Linked DNA regions of Homo sapiens: regions 1 and 2 are each linked to region 3. Evidence: chromatin loops called from intact Hi-C (ENCODE). Cell type or tissue: thyroid gland. All regions are shown on one strand.

What was found. A loop is a pair of places that touch in the nucleus more often than their neighbours do. Peaks named below come from ENCODE experiments on the same cell type or tissue, not always from the same donor. Only the 100,000 strongest peaks of a DNase experiment are listed, where the experiment ranks them.
Region 1: a loop joins it to region 3, with 7 times the contacts of the local background. A loop is called at or near these places in 34 of 110 quality-filtered maps.
Region 2: a loop joins it to region 3, with 5 times the contacts of the local background. A loop is called at or near these places in 4 of 110 quality-filtered maps.

What each region holds. Positions count from the first base shown.
Region 1 is chr20:22,098,221-22,106,220 of GRCh38, forward strand. No RefSeq gene overlaps it. Among named protein-coding and RNA genes, the nearest start is that of LINC01432, 48 kb to the left of the region's middle. In thyroid gland, no CTCF peak of the experiment used is centred here; no DNase peak of the experiment used is centred here.
Region 2 is chr20:21,763,812-21,771,811 of GRCh38, forward strand. No RefSeq gene overlaps it. Among named protein-coding and RNA genes, the nearest start is that of PAX1, 62 kb to the left of the region's middle. In thyroid gland, a CTCF peak has its summit at 4,023 (motif pointing left); a DNase peak (open chromatin) is centred at 4,010.
Region 3 is chr20:21,699,505-21,707,504 of GRCh38, forward strand. PAX1 (paired box 1) reads left to right here and starts at 6,160. Exons shown (of 5, transcript NM_001257096.2): 1 at 6,160-6,494; 2 at 6,934-7,563. The coding sequence starts at 6,209. LINC01726 (long intergenic non-protein coding RNA 1726) reads right to left here and starts at 4,081. Exons shown (of 5, transcript NR_109878.1): 1 at 3,818-4,081. RefSeq lists enhancers at 1,582-2,187, 3,399-4,003. In thyroid gland, CTCF peaks have their summits at 3,639 and 6,390; DNase peaks (open chromatin) are centred at 3,657 and 6,097; H3K4me3 peaks cover 2,084 bases; H3K27me3 peaks cover 1,172 bases.

The sequences.
Region 1 (8,000 bases), 400 kb after region 3:
TTGCTTTGTATCTGATTGCAGTTGATTTTATTGTGAGATCTTTAAACCCATCTGCCAATACTGATCATCTCCTCTGCTGGCTGAAGATGATAAACTCTGAAACATCTTCAGAGTCTGCATAAGGACAGGAAATGTGTGTTACTGGCCCCAGGAGGTCAACTTCCCCATCCTCTACATTTTTTCTAACTCTGGCTTTAGTTTTCAACAAACCTTAGCTGGTAGCCAAGAAAAATACTTTTAAAAACGCCCCTTCAAAACTGAAAGAGACAAGAGTCATAAATTTAAAAATAATTATAATGAAGCAGGAAGCTTGGCTTTCTATGCCCATCTTCCCCGTCCTTTCTATGAAAGACTTTGTGGGAAGGAGTCTGCTCATTTCCTTGATGCTCTGAACACATGAAACCCCTGTGCTGCTCTTCCCCTCCACCAGAGGGATGTTCCTGGACATTGGGCATGTGGCATTTTTCAGGGGAGGAAAAAAAATCCTGGTTTTGACTTAAGACCTCTCACTCAAATCTGAGAGGAAAATCTGTACATAAGTCTTGGTTCCCCAAAGGAGAGAAAATGAGAAAGCACTTCCTATCCATTAAAATATCCAAAACATTGCCGAGGGAAAGTTAAGCCAGTCCAGATGCTAAGCATGTTAAGTCTAAAGAAGCTCAGAAACCCTGTATGCTGCCAAAAAACAGTTAGGGTCATACTTCATCTAGACCATTTCCTTGAGGAAGCTCATGGCTTTCCAGTTGGTTCCGTGAGTAGGTAACACACTTACCTGTAGAGATCAAAAGCTAAACGTAGGCCCAGAGAGAGTGATCTTTTCTCATGTTTCTGCTTCACACATGCATACTCTGGAAATGATATGAGTGAGGGTCGATGGGCTCCAGAGGCCTCCTCCAGAAGGAACAGGATTACAGTCCGAGGAAACAGCTCACCATCCTGCTTCACAGAGGCTTTTCAGAGTTCTGCATGCTGCCCTTGAAGACAGTGCCATGAGGAGAAAAAGCTGCTGAAGCTATAAATCAGTGCAAATCATGTTTGCTATTTTAGTAAATGAAAGTTTTAAAATATAAACATATGTATGAATAATAACAGAGGCACTTCTTGAGTCCATTAGTATAATATATGAATTAGATATTTAAAAGTTGGCCAGTATGGTTGAGAAAGTACCATAATACTTTTTTTGTTTTTATTATATTTTAGTTATGCAACTGTACTGCAAGTCCTATGATCATGCAGCAAGAAAGAAAAGGAACTGAAACATGCTGTAGATGTGTGCTATGGTTTGGATATTTTTTGTTTGTCCCCACCAAAGCTCATGTTGAAACTTAATCCCCAGTGTGGTGGCATTGCGAGCTGGGGCCAGGTGAGAGGAGTTTCAGTCATGGATGTGGTCACTCATGAAGACATTAATGCCCTCACTCAGGGGCGAGTGACCAAAGACAAAGAATCTGGCTTCATTTGTTTCTCTCTCTTGCTTCCTCCCACAGCGTGTGATCTCTTTGCACATGCTCACCCCCACTTAAACTTTCCGTCATTAGTGAAAACATCATGAGGCCATTACCAGATGCAGCTGCCTAATCTTGGACTTTTCAGCCACCAGAACCATGAGCCAAATATACCTCTTTTCTTTATATATTACCCAGCTTCAGGTATTCTGTTGTAGCAATACAAAATAGACTGAGACAGTGTGTGAATGTGGAAAAGTCTGGGAATGTGCAAGTAGGCAGTAAGATGCTGTCTAACCAAAGCCTGAACTGAAAGGGCAGTGATGGGTATTTCTGTTTTCCCAAAGATTTTTCATATCATAGTGTAATTATATCAACAAGCACCCAAAGTTTTCAGAAGTTTCACAATATGCCTACATTAAGGCATACCAGATTATATAGATTCATTTTTAACAATAAATAACCCCTTAAATAATATTATTTTCCTGAATCTAATAGAGCAGGTTGTTGATAGAAACCTTAATTTTTAGTTTTATTTTAAGATGAATGTTCAGATTTTCCTCTTTTAAAAAAGTCGAAATTTGCATATTCTCAGAAGAAGAATGATTTTTTTTCTTTTCTTTTCTTTTCTTTTTTAACTATAGAGTAATGTTGGAGCTAGTGAAGTCTGCATTGACAAGGTTTACTGCAGTGGCAATCTTAAAAAGATGTGGTAGAATCCATGCAACCATACAAGGTATCCATTTTCTTTACAGCATGCTGCATTCCTACACCTCTTAATTAATGCTTTTCATTGGAAAAACAACAATCTTGGATTCCTGCCTTCATTGAATTCTGACAGAGAGTGTGTGTGGTTATAGTGGACTGTATCAGTTCAAAGACCCAAAGATTAGCTATTCGTTTGTGCTTGGGTTTTAAAGTGGAGTTTTCTGAGCTTTCTTTGTTCAGTATTCACTACAATTGAGTAGATTTTGGGGAAGAAATCTGTACTGTATTTGTGTAAAATTACAAAATAACACTGGTTTATGTCTGATGTTATATGTTTTCCCCAATTTTCTTTTTATTATCCTTTGTAAAATTGCAAGGCAATACAGCCTTCCAATTACAGGGACCACTGACAAACGTAAACAGCCATCAAGTACCAGTTGGCACACATCTCCTGTAGTGCATGCCATTGCCATCGCACCACTCCTCAAAAATGCACCCACAAGCTTATTCACAATTACGGATGCCACGGGAACAGGGAAAACAGATCCCGAGGGAAGCCAATGGTGACTGAAACTACTGGCTGACCTGGGAAACATGAGCCCATGTGGCAAAAATTAGAAAAAAAGTATTCATGGTCGAATCTATTGGCCACATTGCTAAGGTCAAAAATCTAACTAACCAGGATCAGATTCAATAAAAATTGTCTGACTTTTATGCCAAGCCATGCAGGCCTGGAAAAATCAATTTTCTGGAACTTGTAAAGTCTTACATAGTCGAGGCAAAGTTAGCATTCCTCTCCATTCTTAGTCTCAGAGCTGGCTTAGGAGGCCTGGAGAGACCTGGGTCAGCCACAGCCTTGGCTGCCCTAAGCAGGTTGTAATGGAAACGGGTAACCGGAAGAAAGGGTGAAAAACATGAACGTCGACCACTGTCAAGCTATATGTTTCCATGCCATGAACTATCAGTGTCATTTATTTATTCATTTTCATTTATTCATCAAACATTTAGGGGACTTCAACTCTGAGCCAAAGGCTGTGCTCCAAGTTGGGAAAATCAAGATGGAAACACATGGTCCCTGTTCTCAGTGAGAACACAGTTAAGCAATCACAAGGTAGTGCCACAAAGATTCTTCAAAGGAATGTAGAGGATCCCATGAGAACATCCAAAAAAGTCGTCTAATGAATTAAAGACTGAGAGAGTAAGAGTCTGTTACCAAGGAGGTGACAGCTTAGATTAGCCTTGAGGTCTGTATAGAGACGAATAGCCTGAGAGAGGAAGAACCTATTTGTGTAAGCATCAGGGGTAATGATGTGGAGATGTCTGTGTGTCTGTGTTTGTGTGTGGGTGTGTGTAACAGGATAGCGAGAGAGTAGACAGAGAGAGACAGAGAGACAAAGAGAGACTGAGAGAGAGAGGCAGGGAGAAACAGAATGTGTATGTGTAAGAGAGAGAGTCAGAGAGAGGAGAGAGAGGGAGAGAGACAGAGGCAGAGAGAGACAAAGTGTGCATGTGTGTGTGTGTGTGAGAGAGAGAGAGAGAGAGAAAGAGGGAGAGAGACAGAGACAAAGACCAAGATAAAGACAGAGACAGAGAGAGAATGGAAAGAGAGAGCGAGAGAGAAGATGATGAACTGGAGGTGGCCCTGTGTCAGGCTGAGGAATTTGAATTAATCCTGATGGCTTTGGAAAGCCAAAGCTACCAACATTTTTGAGCAGAGGAGACACATGTTAACATTACATTTTAGAAAGAGCCTGGACGTATGTGGAAGATGAATTGGAGCAAAGCTGAAGCCAGAGACATTGTATGTTTAAAGAAGTCACTGTAGTAATCAAAGAGAGTTGAGTTGGTTGGGGGGATGTATTAAAAAGTTTATGGTGATGAAGGCATGGGAATCAGAACTGGGATGGTTGGTGTAGAGATGGAGGCATGTAGGACGATGACCTACTCTCTGCCTTTGTTGACTGAATGAAGAATGGGGTATGCATCAGGCTAGGCACACAGAGGGAAGGGGCAGATGTAAAGGGTGAGGCAATAAAATGTGTGTGTATTGGTATTGGGGTTAAGTAGGCAACTGGGAGCATAATTCTGGGTTAAGGATAAAGTGGGCGTCATCAGTCTGTGGGTTATGGTTATATATTTGGGGTATAATGGAGGAAAGCTGACCAAACAGAGAAATATCAAGTAAAAAGAGATTATGGCTTAGGACAAAGTCCTAGAGGGTAGTAAGGTGAGGTTAAGACAGCAGAGAAACTCAAAATCACTGAGTAGCCATCGAGAGAGGAAGGCCACCAGAGAACAATGACTTTTAATGCAAGGAAAAAAGGTTCTAAAAAAGAGGGCCAGTTTCATTTTCTGCAGAAAGGTCAGCAAGATAAAAAGTGTGGAGCAGTCTTAAGAGGGCTGGGCTTGAGGCTTGGTGACAAGCAGCCCTGTGACACACAAAGTTTGTGGAGGCTGCATGCTGTGTTGTAAGCACGCAGCAGAAATGATCAGGACAGGGTGCCAGGAGATATTGCCCTGAGCCAGTTCAGAGAGTATGGCTTCTAGGATCTTCCAGTTACTCATGGGAGAGGATCTTGTTTGGATTGTGATGACAATCTGCCTGTTGAAGATAGGATTCTGCCAGGTCAAGAGTAGCCCTGAGTGGGGGATTATTAACCTTGTAAATCTCCAAACTCCACTCCTTTTTAATGTAAAAATGGCCTTTTCATGTTACTGGAATCAGGTTCCAAGTACCATATTTTATTGTGCCACCCTCCCTTCTGTCTACACAGTCCACTGGTGGTATAAAATGGCTTGATAAGACCATGCAAAGTGGACTGGGGTTTGCTATCCTGCTGGAGATTTCTTTTAGTTCATTTTGCCACACTGAATCTAAAGATGGGAAGAAAACCAAACCTGGAGTAAACTACTGGTCTGACATTCAGGGACTCTTTGATTCTAGCTTTGGGCTTCCTGGGGTAGATGCTGCCAGTGCCCCATCCCCACCCCTTTGGCACCTGCTCTTTTTGCATCATTGTTGGCTTTCTATCTCAGGCACCCAGAACTATGCCTGAGAGCTTTTTATGTCCTAGCAAGGTGTCCTCAGCCCAGGCACAGGGTAGCCCATTAATGCTGGGGAGTTCATGTCCATCTGCAAGGAGCAGCCCTCACATGAATGCTGATGAGAATTGGTGGATAAATGTTGCAGCTTCCTTGCCCCTGGAAACAAGGAAGAATTGCCATGGGGCAACTCCGATGCACTGTCCCTGGAGGTTCTCAGCAGGGTTGCTTAATGACCGCAATGGAAACATGCTTGATCCACACCTTTTAAATTTTTTTTGCTGCCTTCTCTTTCTTGTCTCATTTCCCTATTCTCTTAGGGGTGGTTCCTGGGATCACCGCCAAAATAAGTACTTGCGTGTGAATCCTTGTTTCAGGGTCCACTAGTGGAGAAATCCAACCTAATCGCCAACCAAATCCAAACTCAAAAAGCTCAAATGTACTTGGTATCATAAATTGAGGGCTAAAGAGAGGACTAGGTATCATAGGAATGAATCCATCAGTCCCCAAACCCAGAAAAATAAAGGTAGCTTTATTTTTCTCTTACTATGCTTAGTTTCATTCTGGTCATCTGCCCTATGGGGCTGCCTGTCCTCTTCCTTTTGGTCCTTTCTTGGCTCACCTTGAAAAGAGGAAGAGAACATTAGCATCTCCACCTGGGACGGTGGTGATGAGGCAAGTGGCCAGGGCAGGCCCCTTGCACTGGTGCTCTTGCCACCCAAGTGGGCTTGCTTCAATTTACTGTAGAGGTGCAAGGCTGGTAACTCACCACTAAGTCCGCAGAGCTGAGAAAATATTTGCCTAAAGATTAGCAGGGGAGGCCCCTTCTGATTTCCAATGTGCTGGACCTGATGAGCTCCAGGCTTTTAACCGCCTCAGGCTAGAGTTAGGGAAATATAGCTCTGGCCTGTGAGTGTGTGTGGGTTTGGTGGTGGGGGGCTGGGGCTGGGGGACACTGTTCTAGGGGTTGGTTGTGGGCATTTCCCACACGCAGCCAGCTGTTCTGGAAGGGCCCTTGCTTCTCCCCCTGGTCACACAGCACCTGAGGATGCCAGGCATTTAGTATCTCTCATAGCTGACAACTGTGTTTTGGTCTGCAGGGTGACCTACACTTTGCTGGTATAGAGGAAATTCAGCGAATTAACCAAATTCTCTGGTGCAGAAGAGCTGTGCAGATTGAGTTGTCAGCTGAACTCGCTTTCCTGTTGGTTGGTTAAGTTGTCCCAGGGCCTCTCTGCCGTTTCTAAATGAGAACTTTTACTATGGAGTAGAAAAAATGGCCTTCTACTCCTAGAGTACCTGAGGGTACAGTCCAAAGCAACCGTGACAAGTGTCAATTATTTTTTAAGTCTGCTGTTTTTAAGTTTGAAAATTTAAGTAAATTTTGCATACGTTTTTATTTTAGTTTTATAGGATATTTTAAATTTCTTGTCACGACGCAGGAGCCACATTGTGTTATTTTGTGGCTTCATGTCTTTAGCATCTGACCTTATCGTCTATATTTCTCCAGTGAGAAGCAAAGTGAGGGATGGAGTACTAGAGGCAGGACAGGAATTAGGGGCATTTTACCTGGTTCTGCACCTAAGTGACCATGTACACTTGGGTAAGTCATGGCAGCTCTATTGTCTTCTGTTTCTTCTCCCAGAAGGTGAGGTGGAGGGTGGGATGGGACAATATTTGCACGATGACTTCTAAAATTCCTTTGGCTCTTACATTCTAAGATGTATCCTGTGATTTTAGGTATTCTGATGATGTTTTCGTTTTTTTTTTTTTTTTTTTTTGGAGATGGATTCTTGCTCTTTTCATCCAGGCTGGAGTGCAGTGGCACGATCTTGGCTCACTGCAACCTCTGCCTCTCGAGTTCAAGAGATTCTCCTGCCTTAGCCTCCCAAATAGCTGGGATTACAGGCATGCACCACCGCACCCCGGTAATTTTTTGTATTTTTAGTAGAGATGGGGTTTCACCATGTTGGCTAGGAGGGTTTCTATCCCCTGACCTCATGATCTACCTGCCTCGGCCTCCCAAAGTGCTGGGATTACAGGCATGAACCACTGCACCTGGCCTCTGATCATGTTTTCTAAACATGTTCTCATGTTTAAGTAAATGAACATACACTGCTTATTGGAAATGAATCTACAAAACATATTTGAAGGGTAGATGATCTGAAAGTAGATGACATTAGACCAAACCATATCTCAGAGGCTGTCCCTAAAGGTATTGAAGACTTGAGAGCTCAAAGAGAAACAGGAAGTAACTTAAAACAATTTATGAACTTTTGAAAGACTGATGGGAGGATGTTCTCAATCAAGTTGGGTATCAGCATGCATATTTTATTAGCTGGAAGGAGAAGTTGCGTAAGGTGCTGGGAAAATATAACATTGGGGGTTTTTATTTTTATTTTGACATAATTTCAGTATATACAAAATATACAATATATGCAAAGCATATTTTTTTCTTAAACATATGAGAATACTTTGAAGACATGATTTCATCATACCCTTTATCTCTAGGTAGTTCCAGTTGCATTTCCTAAGATCCAGGGCATTCTCTTACATAACCACAGCATAAAATCAGGAAAGCAGATACTGATACAATACTACTACCTAATCTATAATGCACATTTAAATTTTGTAAATTGTTTCAATAATGTCCTGTCCAGGGTAAAAATTCTTGGTTTAGGATCCAATCATGGATTATGTATAACATTTAGTTATTATGTCTCTTTTCTGTTATTTAATCTGGAATGATTCCTTAACCGTTCTCTGTCTTCCTAAATTTCATATTTTTGAAGAGTACTGGTCAAT
Region 2 (8,000 bases), 64 kb after region 3:
CATGTGAGGCAGCCCTCCTGGAGGCAGATCCTCCAGCCCAGGTTGCGCTGTCAGATGGCTGTGGCTGTGGCTGAGAGCTTGGCTGCAGCCTCATGACATATCTTGGTCCAGAACAACCCAATTAAGCCACTCCTGGATTCTTGACCCTCAGAAACTTTGTAAGACGTTTGTTGTTTTAAGCCACTAAGTTGGGGGAAATTTGTTACATAGCAATAGATAATGAATAGAATTATTGCCTTTATGGTGTCACTTTGGGCAAAATAAGCCTAGTAATTTTCATTAATTCATTAATTCATTCACTGACTGCATTCAATGGCATGTGCTCTGTGCAGTGCCCTGAGGGAGCCTTGGTCTTCAGGCTTCATGGAATGTTGCAGCACATGGGATAGGCCTTGCTAATGAGTGACTACCGTGGGCATTCAGTCCCATTGTAGTCCAGGAGAAGGGGAATTGTGGCACTCACTTGTTGCTCTTCCCATAGAGTTCCCGACACACCAATAACCTCCTACCTCTCTACCCATGGGATTTCGGACTGTTTCCAGTACTCCCCATCATTGTAGAGTTTATTTCTAAAAAGCCCACCCACGCTATAGATGAAAGCTCAAACACAGAGGCTGAGAAGTCCAGGGACCTACAGCTCATAAATGACAGGGTCAGGACCTCAACCTGGTCAGTTGATTCCTGGCCAAAGTTGTCGTTGGCCCTTTTTTGAGAAGCTAAATATAACTTTGCTTACAAGTTCAAAGGAAAGTGATTCAAAACTTGCTCCGTCAAATGTCTTGATTTTAGGATTCACAGGTAGAAATAAAATGAGTGAAAAAGCACTGAATTCATGTGAGAATGGGTTCCAAAAAATATAGCAGATTTATTCACTCATTCATTTATTTATTAAATATGATGATCAGGCCATTACGCTAGTGATCCAGATAAGAAATGATTCTGATCTCTCCCAAGCTCAAAACGAGAGACTTCTTATGTGAGAAATGGTAAAATAGAGGTATCAACACAGTGCTACCTCTAGTCAGGAAATAGTGCAAAGAACACACACACACAATACACACACATACACACTACTTTTTCTACCTCAACAAACTTAGGCTGTGGATTACCCACTGCATGTTTTATGGTCTCTAAAATATGGGACATTCTCTTGTATTTTTCCTGTAATAGCCAGGAAGAGAATTTTTTTTATTACATTTTTTAATTTCCATAAGTTATTGGGGAACAGATGGTGTTTGGTTACATGAGAAAGTTCTTTGGTGGTGATTTGTGAGATTTTGGTGCACCCGTCACCTGAGCATTATACACTGCACCCAGTTTGTAGTCTTTTATCCCTTACCCACTTCCCACCATTTCCCCCTGAGTCCTCAAAGTCCATTGTGTTATTCTTATGCCTTTGCATCCTCATAGCTTAGCTCCCACATATGAGTGAGAGCATACGATGTTTGGTTTTCCATTCCTGAGTTACTTCACTTAGATTAATAGTCTCCAATCTCATCCAGCTTGCTGCAAATGCCATTAATTCATCAGGAAGAGAATTTCTTTGTGGTTAATTCAGCTTGACTTTTAAAGCTTTTAAGGAAAAGATAATATGTGGTTATATGTAAGGTGTAAAGTTCATGTCATTAAAAGGTGCTTGTCTATATGGCATGATCTGAGGCCCCATTGGTTTAAATATCTCATTTCTTACTTGTCAAAGTGCATGAATGTCCAGCATTAGAAATGCAGTTCCTTGGGGTCTGGAGGGCATTGAGGGCTCCCAGCCCTGCTTCTTAAGTGCATCTGCTGCTGCATAGTATCAGGCTTAAGTCTTAGCATCCACACCTTGTCAGCAATTAGGTGACAGCTAACTGTGCTCAAGGCTTTCTGGGGACTGAATGAAGAACTGGGGTGGCACAGGTAGTGAAGGAGGGTGAGAGGCTGGTGGGGCCATGACAGGGGGTGTTGGGGGTTGGCAGAGCCCAAACTTCCCTGCTTTCCCTGGAACTGGCTGCACCAAGAAGTTGAGGCTCCTGGTTTGTTTGGAATCAGGTATGGTACAATCCATTGTCCCGTGGACCAGTGTTGTCATAGAGGCCCAGGTCTCCTAAGACCAAGTAGAGGTGTACTGTTTTTGTTGGTGTGTGCACTAGTTACCTGTTCAAATGATCATTCTCTTGGGCAACAGGTAAAAAAGTTCCTTGCCTTAATTGGTTCCTCAGGTAAAGCACAAATAAGTCACTAGCTTGACAGTAGAATCAGCAGCAGTTTTTTTTTTTTTTTTCAGTAAGACAACAGAGAGCTCACAGTCCCCAAAAGAAAAAGTTACTTTCTTGCCAACATTGGTCAAAAGTATGATTCTTTTAGAAAAATTCAATGAAGATATTTCCTCTCCCAACCCCATCAAGGCAGGAAATGGAATTGTATTTCCTAAATGAATGAATGTTTTCATAATATTTATGGTTTTGGATATATGTGATCATTAAAATGTGACTTCTATTTGCTATGCAAAGTGGAGACAAATTAGAATTGATTGCATATGGAGATTTTGTTTGTTTTGTATCCTTTTGTATATGCTACGAAATCTCAAAACCATTAGACCCGGAGGAACCTGGAGAGGCCATTGGATCCATCTTATGTCTCTCTACTTCAAAGTGTGGCCCTTGGACTAGCAGCATCAGCATCTTCCAAGACCCTGTTAGAAATGCAGTGGACCCCATCTCAGACCTAATAAACTAGAATCTGCTTTACTACAAAAAAAAAATTCCTTGCCTTAAGCTTCCTTCCTACCACATTTAGGGGGTTTTCTATTGGTCGGTGAGGTATTATTTCTGTAGTATTAATTTTCTGTGCATTCTTGTAGAATTATTTTATTTATGTGTTTATTTTTAAGAGATAAGGTCTCATTTTGCTGCCCAAGCTGGAGTGCAATGGCACAATCATAGCTTACTGCAGCCTTGAATTCTGGGCTCGAGTGGTCCTCCCACCCCAGTCTCCCAAGTAGCTGGGACCATAGGTGTGTACCACCATGCCTGGCTCTTATAGAATGTATAGAATGACTTTAGCTGGAGCATTAGTAGATATTTTTATATCACCTTTCAAAGTTATGTATCAGCTATGAAAGTCACCTTCTATTTATGGTAATATTGGTTTTCTACTTATGGTAGTGATGTCGAGTTTCCATTTAAAATATATTTATTTAAGTAAGAAAGCAACTAGATTTAATGGCATGTTTTAATTAAATACTAGCTGAACAGTCAAGGTGGTAAGCAAATAACTGATATTTGATGGAATGGGAAAAATTAATTTCGAAACTTGTTCTGGCAGAAAAGGAACAAAATTAACTTTGAAACAGCATTTTGTCCAAGCTGAACTGGATGCTGTGAGATTTTTGTTTTTAACTCTGAACCCCCTTACCTTATTCAGGTTTTGCTTTGGGAGGAGGAAGTTATAGGGAGTGAGTTATACTGAACCCTGGACAGTCTAGCATATCTCTGAAAGAGATATAAGTTTTGGAGTTAAGCCAAGCTGGGTTTGAAATCTGGTTTCTCCACTCACTGATTTGAAATCTTGTCTTCACTCAGACCTCAGTGTCATCATCTGTAAAATGGGTTAGCAGCTCTGGGAAGGTTTGTGGTAAGAAATAAACGAGGAAACGTTTGCAAATACTGAGCACGCAATCAATACTCGATAATCGGTGGCTGCCAGTATTACCTCCTTGTTTGATGTTCACGAGGAGCCTGGAGTTGGCGGTCATTCGGCTGCACGCCTCCTGGCTTTGTGGACAGTTATCTTGGAAGAAGAGTTGGGGGCTTGTGGCTGTTTCAGGTGTGTGTCCAGGCCGTGCTCAGCTAGCATGACTGCTGCATGTTGCACACTTTTTGTGCTTTTTACTTTTAATGCCTGTAAGAAAGCAACTCATTTTCTTCATTTGATGTGATTAATGGGTGTCCCTCGGAGAGGCCGCACCCGGGAGAAAGCGCTGACGCCTCCGACCCAGCTCCGCGCACAGCGGCGCCCCCTTCTGGCCCTCGTCCCGCCGGAGCTGCGCTTGCGTGAACAGCCCTCAAATGCGTGTTTGCCCTGCTGCACCTTTGTCCCAGACATTTGTAAGAAGTGTAGGATTAGAGTCACACTACCACACAGAGCATTTTTCCGCTTTCCTGTCGTGCCTGTAGATATACTTGCTCTGGATTTCCTTTGTCACAGAGAGCGCTAGTCATGGAGGCAGAACCACGTAGGAGATTTGCTCTTGGAAGGGCTGAACTGGCTGCTGCTGACTGCCTTATCTACTGATCAAGGCTCCCTGGCCACAGGAATGTGACCTTCCGACCACTGGCTGAACAGGGTCAGTGCAATCACGCCTCAAATGAGCTTTTGATGAGCCTAAATGGAAGGAATCTGCACAATACAGGTGTGCTGTGATATTCTAGGTTGGCCTTTGATGCTTGAGCTAAAGGACTTCATTTTAAAGTCCCTTGGTGGAGACAGTGAAAGGCTGGCAGAGGGATAGGATCTGGAAAAGATGCTTAATAGGCATTGCATTTTGTTAGTAATGATAATAATTTACATTTTAAAAAGTATTCAGATACAATATTATTAAATCTGTTTGTTTAAAACTAAGCTGATCATTAAAAAATCAGCTTTAACCCAATTAGATTTTTTTTCCAAGGGAGAGACTAAAACTCGAATATTATCACTGTAAGCAATCAAGAATTTTATTATGAAAACTGTCAAACACATAGCAAAGATGAAAGATTTCTACAGGAAACTGTTATACCCACTCTTTAAGTCCTGCTACCAACATGGTACTGTCCTTGCCCCATCGTATGTGTATCCATCTATCCAGAGAATGTGGGGATTTTATTTTGATTCACAAGCCTCAGAAATTAATTTTGACTTCTTAGAGTTCTTTTGCACCATTACTGTAAAACTATCCAGAATAACTTAAGATCATCTGATTAAATGTGTACTAGATAATAAAAATAAGAACAGTATAAATATTTCCAAAGAACAAAATTTAACCATCGCACAATTTCAGCCTCATCAGAATTCTGGATCTCAAATAGAATGCAGTTAACTCTTTGAAAATGGAATTGGAAGGGTCTGTCTCTTGATCTAGGGTCTGGTTCCATGGGTGTGTTCAGTTTGTGCAAATTTGTTAAGCTGTAGATTCAATAAGTAGTTTTATAAATAAACAATAAAAATGAAACTGTGCAGCAGTTTTATATTTTGGGAGCAAAATGTTTGTCTCCTCAGTTTCCCATTTGTCTAGCTGGCCCTGGAATCCTGGCATCTTTCTTCCTTGGACAAGGCATAGCCACCTCTGAGCTTCTGTTGTCTAACATTGGGCAGGGGGTGTAAAAGCACATGCTTGATTTGGGGTCTCGTATTTCTGTTTGTCCAGGTTTCACTGTAATGGTACCAATGATTTGAATTCCTTTGCAGGTAAATTGGCCTTTATTCTGTAAATGGTGCTGAGAAGTCCTATTAGTGAGGTGCAAGGAGAAGTGGGTTTGAGATCAGGGAGTCCTGGTTTAGCACTAGGAACACAATACAACCTTTTTTGTCTTTGTTTTTGAGACAGGATCTCCCTCTGTTGCCCAGGTTGTAGTGGCATAATCACAGCAACTAGAACCTCTATCTCCTGGGCTCAAGCTATTCTCCCACCTCAGCCTCCCAAGTCCAAGTAGTCGGGACTACAAGTGTGGGCCACCACGCCCGGCTGAGTATTTTATTTTACTTTTGTAGAGATGGGGTTCTTGCTTTGTTGCCCAGGCTGGTCTTGGAACTCCTGGTCTCAAGTGATCCTCCTTCCTTGGCCTCACAAAGTGATGGGATTACTTGTGTGAGCCACTGGGCCTAGCCGTGATACAACTTTTTAAAAATTTATTTATTTATTATTTTTATTATTTTATTTTTTTCCAACTTTTATTTTAAGTTCATGAGTACATGTGCAGGATCTGCAGGCTTGTTACATAAGTAAACGTGTGCCATGGTGGTTTGCCGCACGGATCATCCTATCACCTAGGTATTAAGCCCAGTGGCCATTAGCTATTCTTCCTGGTGCTCTTCCTTCCCCCACCTCCACTCCTTTCAAAAGTCCCTAGTTTGTGGTTCTCCCCCACGTGCCAATGTATTCTCATCATTCAGCTTCCACTTGTAAGTAAGAACATGCGGTGTTTGACTTTCTCTTCCTGTGTTAGTTTGCTGAGGATAATGGCTTCCAAATCCGTCCATGTCCCTGCAAAGGACATGATCTCATTCCTTTTTATGGCTGCATAGTATTTTCTCTATCCGGTCTTTCACTGATGGGCATTTAGGTTGATTCCATGTCCTTGCTATTGTGAATAGTGCTGCAATGAACATAGTGTGCATGTATCTTTATAATAGAATGATTTATATTTCTTTGGGTATATACCCAGTAATGGGATTGCTGGGTCAAATGGTATTTCTGCCTCTGGGTCTTTGAGGAATCACCACACTGTCTTCCACAATGGTTGAACTAATTCACACTCCCACCAACAGTGTAAAAGCATTCTATTTTCTCCACACCTCGCCAGTATCTGTTGTTTTGTGACCTTTTAATAATAGTCATTTTGACTGGCATGAGATGGTATCTCATTATGGTTTTGATTTGCATTTCTCTAATGATCAGTGATGTTGAGCTTTTGTTCATATATTTGTTGGCTGCATGAATGTTTTCTTTTGAAAAGTGTTTATTCATGTCCTTGGCCCACTTTTAAATGGGGTTGTTTGTTTTTTTCTTGTAAATTTGTTTAATTTCCTTGTAGATTCTGGATATTAGACCTTTGTCAGATGGATAGACTGCAAAAATTTTCTCCCATCCCGTATGTCATCTGTTCACTCTGATGATAGTTTCTTTTGTTGTGCAGAGGCTCTGTTTAATTAGATCCCATTTGTCATTTTGTTGCTTTTGTTGCACGATATAACTTTTAAATGTCATCTCCCCTTTCCCATTACCTCCTGCCTTCCCCTGCAGGGGCCTGGGCCCTGGGCCCTGGGCCCTGAGTCATAAAGGTATGCTTAGGTTTTGTCCAACTATTCTGAGAGCTGTGAGGGCATGGAGATGAGGTGGGGACCAGGAGGCAACGTTTGGAAGTAAAAAAGCCACATAGAGGCATAAAAAATAAAAGAGGGGCACTATAGGAATGTATTGATTGAATTGCTAGAATATCTCTTATTTAGACTTTGGACAGATAGAAATATCCTTTGCATACTCTTCTTGCTGTGGCTGGTAAAAGAAATCTATGCAACATGAGATTTATGAAAACACAAAGTGTGACCTCAGGCTCTGAGTTGGAAAGAGAAGCTGGTAAGTTTCATCCTTCCTGTGCGCCTTCAGAGTTTGCCTTGGTTGCTTTCTCTGCCTATTTCCTGACTTGAAGTCCACAATCAGCTATCACCTACTTTCCTGCTCCTGTTTGTAACACATGTCCAGAGATCTTCATGGGTGCTGTCTCCCTTCTTTGATTTATTCCCTTCTTTGTGTTTTCCAGTAGGGCTGTCATCCCCATCACTGCATTGTCTCTCATCAAGACCACCGGTGGCCTGGTCTTGGCAAAGCCAATCTCCAAATCTTACCTGACATCTCAGCAGTATTTGACTTTGGTGACCACTTTCTCCTTTTTGAAATGCCATCACAATGTGCTTACCTGGTTTTTTTCTGTTGCCTTCACCTCTCCTCCACCCCGTTTCCTGCTAGATGTTGGCATGTCTCAGTCCTTGGCCTTCACATGTACTTTTTCATATGCTGATGATGTCAACAGATCCATAATGTTAAACATTGTGTATACTTTATGATTCCTAATTAATTTTTCCAGTCTGAGCTTCTCCCCTGAACACCAGACTCATGCATGAATCTCCCCCTTAACATGTCTTTTAGGAAACTCCAGCTTAACATAGACTAAGCATTTTATCCATCCATGGTATTCCTTTCATCCCAAGCCTTCTTCATTTCAGTAACCAACATTACTATCTCTTCAGTTGCCCAGACACAT
Region 3 (8,000 bases):
TGTGTGTGTATGTATGCATGTACGTATGTATGTATGTATGTATATGTAGCAAGCATTGGGATGTCATAGCAATTAGAGACAAAAATATGTAGAACAATAATTAGTTAAAAGTGATTGGCTAGGCAGACAGTAAAAAGTTACTCACAAGTAAAAAGAATCCATTTGTGCCTTAAAGAAAGCTCATCATAAAAGATCCTTGATTCCTAACAAGGAAAATGATTTATGCCAAGGTGGGTGGAAATAACAGTGATATACATATGATAAATTAAATGAACATGAAGGAGATCCTACTTTCATGAGAATATTCAATTATAAAGGACTTCAAGACTTCTGAGTTTACAAAACCGTGTAACAAAGTCTTTATTCCAAAATAGCGGTGTTTCTAAATAGTATGCTGGATATAAAAAATAAAAGCCTTAACATCTAATTCTAATCATAATTTTAATGATGGAAGAAATGGATAACTGAAGATGGGAGCAGTACTTTGGTTTTAACACCTGCAGTAGCTGCAGGTGTTAGCGTTCCTTTAGCAAACCTTCTACCTATCTCATTTTCAGGGCTTGAATTATGTTTTTGTGTGGGTGTGTGCTGAAGATTGGAGAGGACTGATCTTTAATAAGAAACTAGACAAGTCCAGGCAAACAAGGACTGGCTTGACATTGTCTTTAATCAAGACAAAGGGCTCCACATGGGTCCTTCACCTTCCTTGTCCATTATTCAGGTTCTATTACCATGTAGGAACAGAATTTCCAAAGCACTACCCTTGCATTCAAGGGCAACACACTTCAAGCTGGTTCCAATTAGGCTGGGCCAGTGTGGATGTCTCACACGCGTCAATATTTGCAGCTGAGCTAGTCAGATCTGCAGGGGTATCCTCTAGACAGCAGGAGACCCTTCTTACTGCTGCCTTTGTGAACAATCCTGCAGGCATTTACACCACCTCCCTCTCGCCTCCCTTCACAAATACCATTTCTATCCTTTGTACCCCTGTGGCTACTCTTAGATCTCCCCTTTTCCAAATACCTGGGAGATATGCCACATGGACATTTCAAGTTTCCCAAATAATTTCCATTTTATTAGTGACATTTAGACTTAATACTGTCACTTAAACATTTTTTGAGTGCTCACTGCGAAGGTGGAATTTTGACCCATGTCTGGAAATTTCTGCAGGCATTAATGTTGATGAAATGAAATTAAATCAGATCTAATTGCACAGTAGAGGTCATTTTATATAAGAGGAAATTGAGGCTTATTTGACATGCTCATTGCCAGGGAAAGAGAGAGACATAATAGCAATCTGCAGAACTCGATTTGGGGCTAGTGAGAATATACACACAAGAATGGCAAGAATGCCAGATCCTCCTGAAGGCTCTAGAAACCGTTTCTTCCTACAAAGGGCACCAACCCTCTGTAGTTTATTTTTATCAGCCAAATTCCACGTTTAAAATATATCTACTCCAAAGTAAATGTTATTAATGTAGTAGTCAGATCCCTGCATTGCAGGGTAGAAAGTATCTCAGATCTTCGTTGCCAATACTCAATTTCCCCCTATTTATTTCTAGTGCAGGTTTCACAGCAAATCTGTTTTCTAATTTGCTTTTTTCTTACATCTCTGAACAGAATTGAGGAGCACTGGTCTTCCACCGTTTTGTTAATCACATTGAAAATGTTCACCTATTCTTTTTTATTCATTTCACTTTAGGAAAATGAAAAAAGTTGTCCTGGCTTCTCTCGCCATGCATTGCCAAGGACGTTGCTCGCTGGTAGTGGCCAGTGTCAGCGGAAACGGTGCTCCATCCACCACAGCTGACCCGACTCATTTTCGATAATAAACATTTCCAGGGTAGCGAACATCATGGAGGCCTAGGCAAAGAACCAACTTTACGACCGCCTTGGTCAGCAGCAGGCCAAAGGAAAATAAGCCGCGGGAATGGGTCCGCGAAGCCAAGGACGTTATTTCTCGCTCTTGGGGGCTCTGTTTTAATGCCAGTTGGCAGGGTCCTCAACACCTTCCATTTGGGGTCTGGAGAGTCTGTGTGTCCTAGTCAGGAGAGGCAGGTTCTGTGCAAAACGCACTCCCCACCTCGTCCTTGAGGATCCACTCTGTTGGGAGGACGCTCTGACCTTGCGCTCCGAGGCGGCGCTCACAGGCGCCAATTCAGAATCTAGTCTTCCTCTCCCCTTCCTCGCTCCCTCCTTCCACCGCCGCAGTCATTCCCCGCGGAGTTTCGTTGTGTTGTTACACAAGCCAGCTTTTGGTTTGTTAGTTGTTCGCATTCCCCCAGGGTTTGCAGCTCCCCGATCTGGCTCAGCTCTTCTTCCCATAGTTTCTTTGCAGCTAGCAGCTCCTCATTTCTCTTTTCGTCAATTTTCTTCTTATTTTTAAGTATGATGTGGCGGATCTTTTTTGCAAAACTACGGGCATGTGTACGTGTGGAGCTTGGTACTATAACCTGATGCATAAAGTGCGTTTTTAGCCCGAGCTGCTTTTTTATTTTCCCCTTCAAACGTAAATTTAAGAAGAAAATTAAGAGACTCAATTTGACTTTGATTTTGAACCACAGGACTCATGGCTCAGTGCTCTTAAAACTCTTAAAAACACAGTAAAAGCGCAGGTCCTGAGCAGAGCCAGGACTCATGCAGGAGCGAAAGCGGGCCTATTAAGGCCTGAGGCTAGGACGTCGTGAGGAAGACCCGGGATCCCGGCCCTGCGGCCCCTGCGGGCTGCTGCTGGTGGGTACCAGCTTTCGTTGTTAGGCCCAAGTCTGGCCAGGGCTCTCGGGGAGTGCCACCTGTGTTTTCTGCCCTCTGTTACTTCCCGCAAGAACCGAAATGCGCACCTGTATGCCCAAGTTGGACTTAAATCAGCTTTTTCTTAAGGTTTCTCCTGGAGTCCTTGAAATGCATGGGCCCGGGGAACATCCCGGCCTATTGCTTGTTTTAACTCCCGGAAACAAACCCACCAAAAATCAAAGCCAAGTATGAGACATGAAGTGGGGGCGACTGTAGCTCCAAGAGCGGCCCTGTCACCGAACCCCTGGGTGTTTAGCAGTGTGAAGTTTCGGGTGTTGAGTTCACGGCTCAGGTGGCGTGCAGCAAGGGAGTTCTCATCAGTAACCCCCCTTGCCGCCAACCCCCAGTCCCCAGAAGGGCAGGCACCCCTTCGCGCCTCCTTTTTGACTCCCGCTTTCGGCAAAGAGTTTACCTCTCTTTCTTTTCCTGCCTTGGGAAAACTGGGCGAGGGCCCGAAGCCTCTGGGGTACCCTCAGATCCATCCTCTGCCCTGCTAGGAGTCCAGCCCCAGGCGGAGGAGTTTTGCCCCAGGTTTCTGAGTGCGCCCTCAGCTAACAGGCTCCCGCGACCCTGGAAGCGGAACTTTGTTGCACTCCGCTTCCAGAGGACGCTGAAATACGGTGCCAAACCCAGCCAAGCAAAAACGCAGAATCCGCGAGCTCTTTACCTCTGTGCGCTCAGCGCTGACTAGTAGCTGTCCCCGGGCCATGGAGAGGGCTAAGCTGCCTCCTTGGGAGGTGGGAGAGACGTTTCTTTTCCTTCTGCAATCTCATCTTAGGGCCATCTCTCACCAAGCCTAGCCTGCAGCTCGGGAACCCGCGATACCCGGCCGGGGGACGACAGGGGGCGACAAACTGTAAGGTTTTCCCTATGCCCGACCGTGCAGAAGGCTGCAGCGAGGGCTGTGTGCTCCCGATCGCGCACAGCTGGCTGCGGGAAAGGGGCCAGGATTGAGACGAAGGCTCGCGGACTCTGCTACCGGGGAGAACCACCCCCTCTCATCGTGCGCAATCCCCAGACTCACCCCTCTACAGTAGCCCCCAGCCACGGGCGGCCTTCACGGGGACGGGGGCGGAGTTTTGTCCTGGACTGCGACTCCTTGCCACTTTTCCAAGCTCGGCAGCAGAGGTGGGGTGGACGTTCCCCTGAAAGGGTAGTTGGGCGAACCAGCTCTCACGGTGTCACGACCGGCTTTATTTCCTCGTCTTTAGAGTGTGCCTGTTGACTCCTCACCTACTGGGGGGAAGAAGCGGCTTTAGCTGCTTTTCCGGATCACGAGTATCCACTGGACTGAGGCAGGGATGTGGCGTTCCTTTATCTCAGAGACTCCAAGGTCTGGAAATCAACCTTTCTTGGTATCTCGCGCCCGACGAAGCTAGCAGATTCCGCAATGGAGAGCACTGGGCAGGGTGCGTCCCCACTCCCCGCACCCCCGGAGCCCCGAGCATACTGTGCGTGCTTAGTCCTCTCTTCGCTGCCTTCGCGGAACTCCTGGCTTAGGCGTGCCCACTTTAATCCAAACCATTCCCTTTCCCTGTTCCTTACTCCAAACCTACGCTGTCATGGACAGGCCTAATCTTCTACATAGCTTCCCCTGCTCCCACTCTCGCACCCTCCTGCCAGTGCACTGACCCTCAAACCTCCTCCAGGTCTCCAGGACCTCCCAGAGCCAGAGACTGTACTGTGTTCATGCCGCCGGAGAGGAAGAGTTCACTTCTTTTAAACCTGATTTTTCTTTTTCCAGGAGTAATTCTTGTCTGTGGCCCCACCGCGTGCTCTCTCTAGAGAGTCCAGGAATTATGAGCCAGTCACTCCTGACAGATACATTTAGACAGGTGGATTAGGAGCCAGGGATGCTCTCTGGCCCTACAGCGGAGGCAAAGGGGTCGGGGCCTCCGCAGCCATGGCTCCCCAGGGTGGGCTGATAGGGTCCATGTGCTCCTCAGCCACTGTCACCGCGCTGGCGCCATACTCAACTCTGGGTGGCTAAGGAGAGCTAGACCCTTGGGGTGGGCAGGAGGGAGGGGAAGAGGGTTCTCTCCTCCAGGGGAGCGCTGGGAGTCTCAGAAACCTCGGCTGTTCCTACTCTCTCCCCTATGCCCTCTTCCTGGTCTAGCACATTCAGCCCAATGCCTTTGGTGCTTACTGGGCTCAACCTCAGAGCTCTCAGATCCTGACCCCCTCAAATCAGTTCATGTTCAAAACCACGAGTTTCCTCCTCTTGGCCCTCACCGCATGGCTCCCGGACACAGTTAGCTGCACAGGTTGGGGAGTTCAGAACTGCTTTGGTGCAGGGTAGAAACAGAGAAATTGTTGATGTTCAATCTCAGGGGTGAATAATTCAGGGCTGCGCAAAACCTCATTTAAATGAAGGAGAAATGACCATTCTGTGGTTTAACAGAGACTTCCTGAAGCTGCAGGTGCTGGGAGAAAGACGAGGCCAGGCCACCTGGGATAGAGTGGTGCGAGATTCCACCGCCAGGGAGAAAGGAACTTGTCCTTCAGACCTAGAGCTGGAGCTATGCATTTGGCCTCCCGCCGGTCGCGCTTGGGGACAGGAGGGCGCCGGATCTATGCGCCCCTTAGCAGCAGATCGGGATCCTTTTGCCTCCTGCCCCTTCTGTCACTGCTTGGAGAGGGATGAGTTCTGGTGGCTGGGCCTGGCTGTAGGAGACAGGATTTGGACCGTGCCCCTCTCGCATCACCGAAATCACCCCCACTATTCCAAGAGTGGTTGGCTATTAAACGTGAAGATTTCCTGAGAGAAGGATTGAGGACCTGGCCAGGAATGGGACACAAGTTCCGCCTTGTGTCTTCCTGACAGGAGCCCTGCACCGCGCTGGACGCTCACCTTGACACTCCCAGCCAGCTGGGGTACTGATCCCACCCTTCCCCGGCCGCTGCCCCGGGAGTGGGGAGGTAGAGAGAGCCACACCCGAAACACCTTTCCACGATAAACTTTTATTCTCTATCTTATTATTAATGGTGGCGGAAATAAAACTAAAACCAAAACGAAAACGAGTACTAGTACTAACACACTAATCAATTTGAGATGACTTCCCCCTCATTCCCAAAGCTAGAGGAGGAAGGGGGCTGAAAGGGGCTCAGAGCAGTGGAAGGTCCCAGGCCCAGCTGGGGTTGGGACGTGTGTGTGTGTGTGTGTGTGTGTGTGTGTGTGTGTGTGTGTGTAGAGGGGTGGGTTCCGGGGGGGTGGTGGAAGAGGGCCGAGGGGGGAGGATAGAAGGAGGGGGTAGAGTTTCAGGGCGGGGAGGGGGGCGCTGGGGCGCAGTGACGGGAACCAATGAGCTGCCAACTCGCGCGTCTCCGGCGTGACTGCCGAGATTGACGTGGAGGACACGTCAAATTGATTCCCGCACGCTGCAGCCTCCCGGTCAGACGAATTTCTCCCAATCGGATGAAGTTCACCCTGGGCCTGGGGTCGCGGGCGTGGAGAGTGTCCTGGGAGGGGGCAGCAGCGGCGGCGGCAGGCCCTGGAGCGGGCGGCAGCGCGCTCCGCTGCCGCGCACAGCGCGTCTCCAGCCCGCGGCTGGGCCGCCGCGGCTCTCGGCTCTCGGGCGCCCTCCCTCTATGCCTCTCACGCGGCGGCGGCGGCGCCCAAGCTCTCCCGGACTGCGCCGGGCCCAGCCCCGGCCACCCCGGCCACCCCGGCGCCAGGCAGCTGGCCGGCCCGCTCGCTATGGGTAAGGGGCGGGCGACAGGCAGGGCTCGGGAGGGCTGATGAGGTGGGTCGGGTCCGCCTGCCTCCCTTCCCTCTCGTCCGCTTTCCCTGGGCGACCCAGTCCTGGGTCCTGGAGAAGCTGCATTCTCCTCTGATCCCCAGCCTTCAGGGGGCAGTTGAGCAAGTCTGGGAAGGGAGTGTTCCAAGTAGACGCGCTAAAAGTCGCGAAAGGGCACGGAGGGCTACAATGCGCCGCGCTCCACTCCGCGGCTCCTCTGCGCCCTTGCCCACTCCAAGCCAGACCCAGGCGGTTTGCCCTTGGACTCCGAGCTGTCTGGGGACCCACAGGTCACCTTTGGAAGTGCGCCTGGGTGCAGTCCCTCGCTCCGCGTGGGGACCCTTGGCTAACCCGCCGGGTGTTTTCTCCCCCTCCGGCTCACTCTTGTCTGGCGCATCCGCAGAGCAGACGTATGGCGAGGTGAACCAGCTGGGCGGTGTGTTCGTCAACGGCCGCCCCCTGCCCAACGCCATCCGCTTGCGCATTGTGGAGCTGGCGCAGCTGGGCATCCGACCCTGTGACATCAGTCGGCAGCTCCGCGTATCCCACGGCTGCGTGAGCAAGATCCTGGCGCGCTACAACGAGACCGGCTCCATTCTGCCCGGGGCCATCGGGGGGAGCAAGCCCCGCGTCACCACTCCCAACGTGGTCAAGCACATCCGGGACTACAAGCAAGGAGACCCTGGCATCTTTGCCTGGGAGATCCGCGACCGGCTGCTGGCCGACGGCGTCTGTGACAAGTACAATGTGCCTTCGGTGAGCTCCATCAGCCGCATCCTGCGCAACAAGATCGGCAGCCTGGCGCAGCCCGGACCGTACGAGGCAAGTAAGCAGCCGCCGTCGCAGCCTACGCTGCCCTACAACCACATCTACCAGTACCCCTACCCCAGTCCCGTGTCGCCCACGGGCGCCAAGATGGGCAGCCACCCCGGGGTCCCGGGCACGGCGGGCCACGTCAGCATCCCGCGCTCATGGCCCTCGGCACACTCGGTCAGCAACATCCTGGGCATCCGGACGTTTATGGAGCAAACAGGTCAGTTGTGGCGGCCTCCGTAGCCTTCTATTAAGGGGCAGAACCTGGGGCGGGCAGGCTTGCAGGAGAGGACTCACACTCGCTCTCCTCCCGGGACCGGTTCTGGCTCAGGGGAGGGCTCCACACTGGCCAGGGAGGCTGGGGGTCCTGGGCCTTTTGTAAGAGACCTCGGACATCTTGAACTTTTTATGACAAATATGGAAAATATTTCCCAAATAGAAGAGCAATCGCCGACCACAAATTTGGAGGCCTGAAATTGTGCTTTTTCATTCTTGCAAAAAGTATGCAAGCCCCTGTTGCCAAATCTAAGGGGGAAAAAAACCCGCTCAATTTTGAGACCCTTTCTTTAGCTCTCAGAATCCTTCACGATTTCCCAAGGGTTCTGTCCCCCACTCCCAGGCCCAGTGGCTCTTCTGAGTTAAAGGAAAAGGGATCTT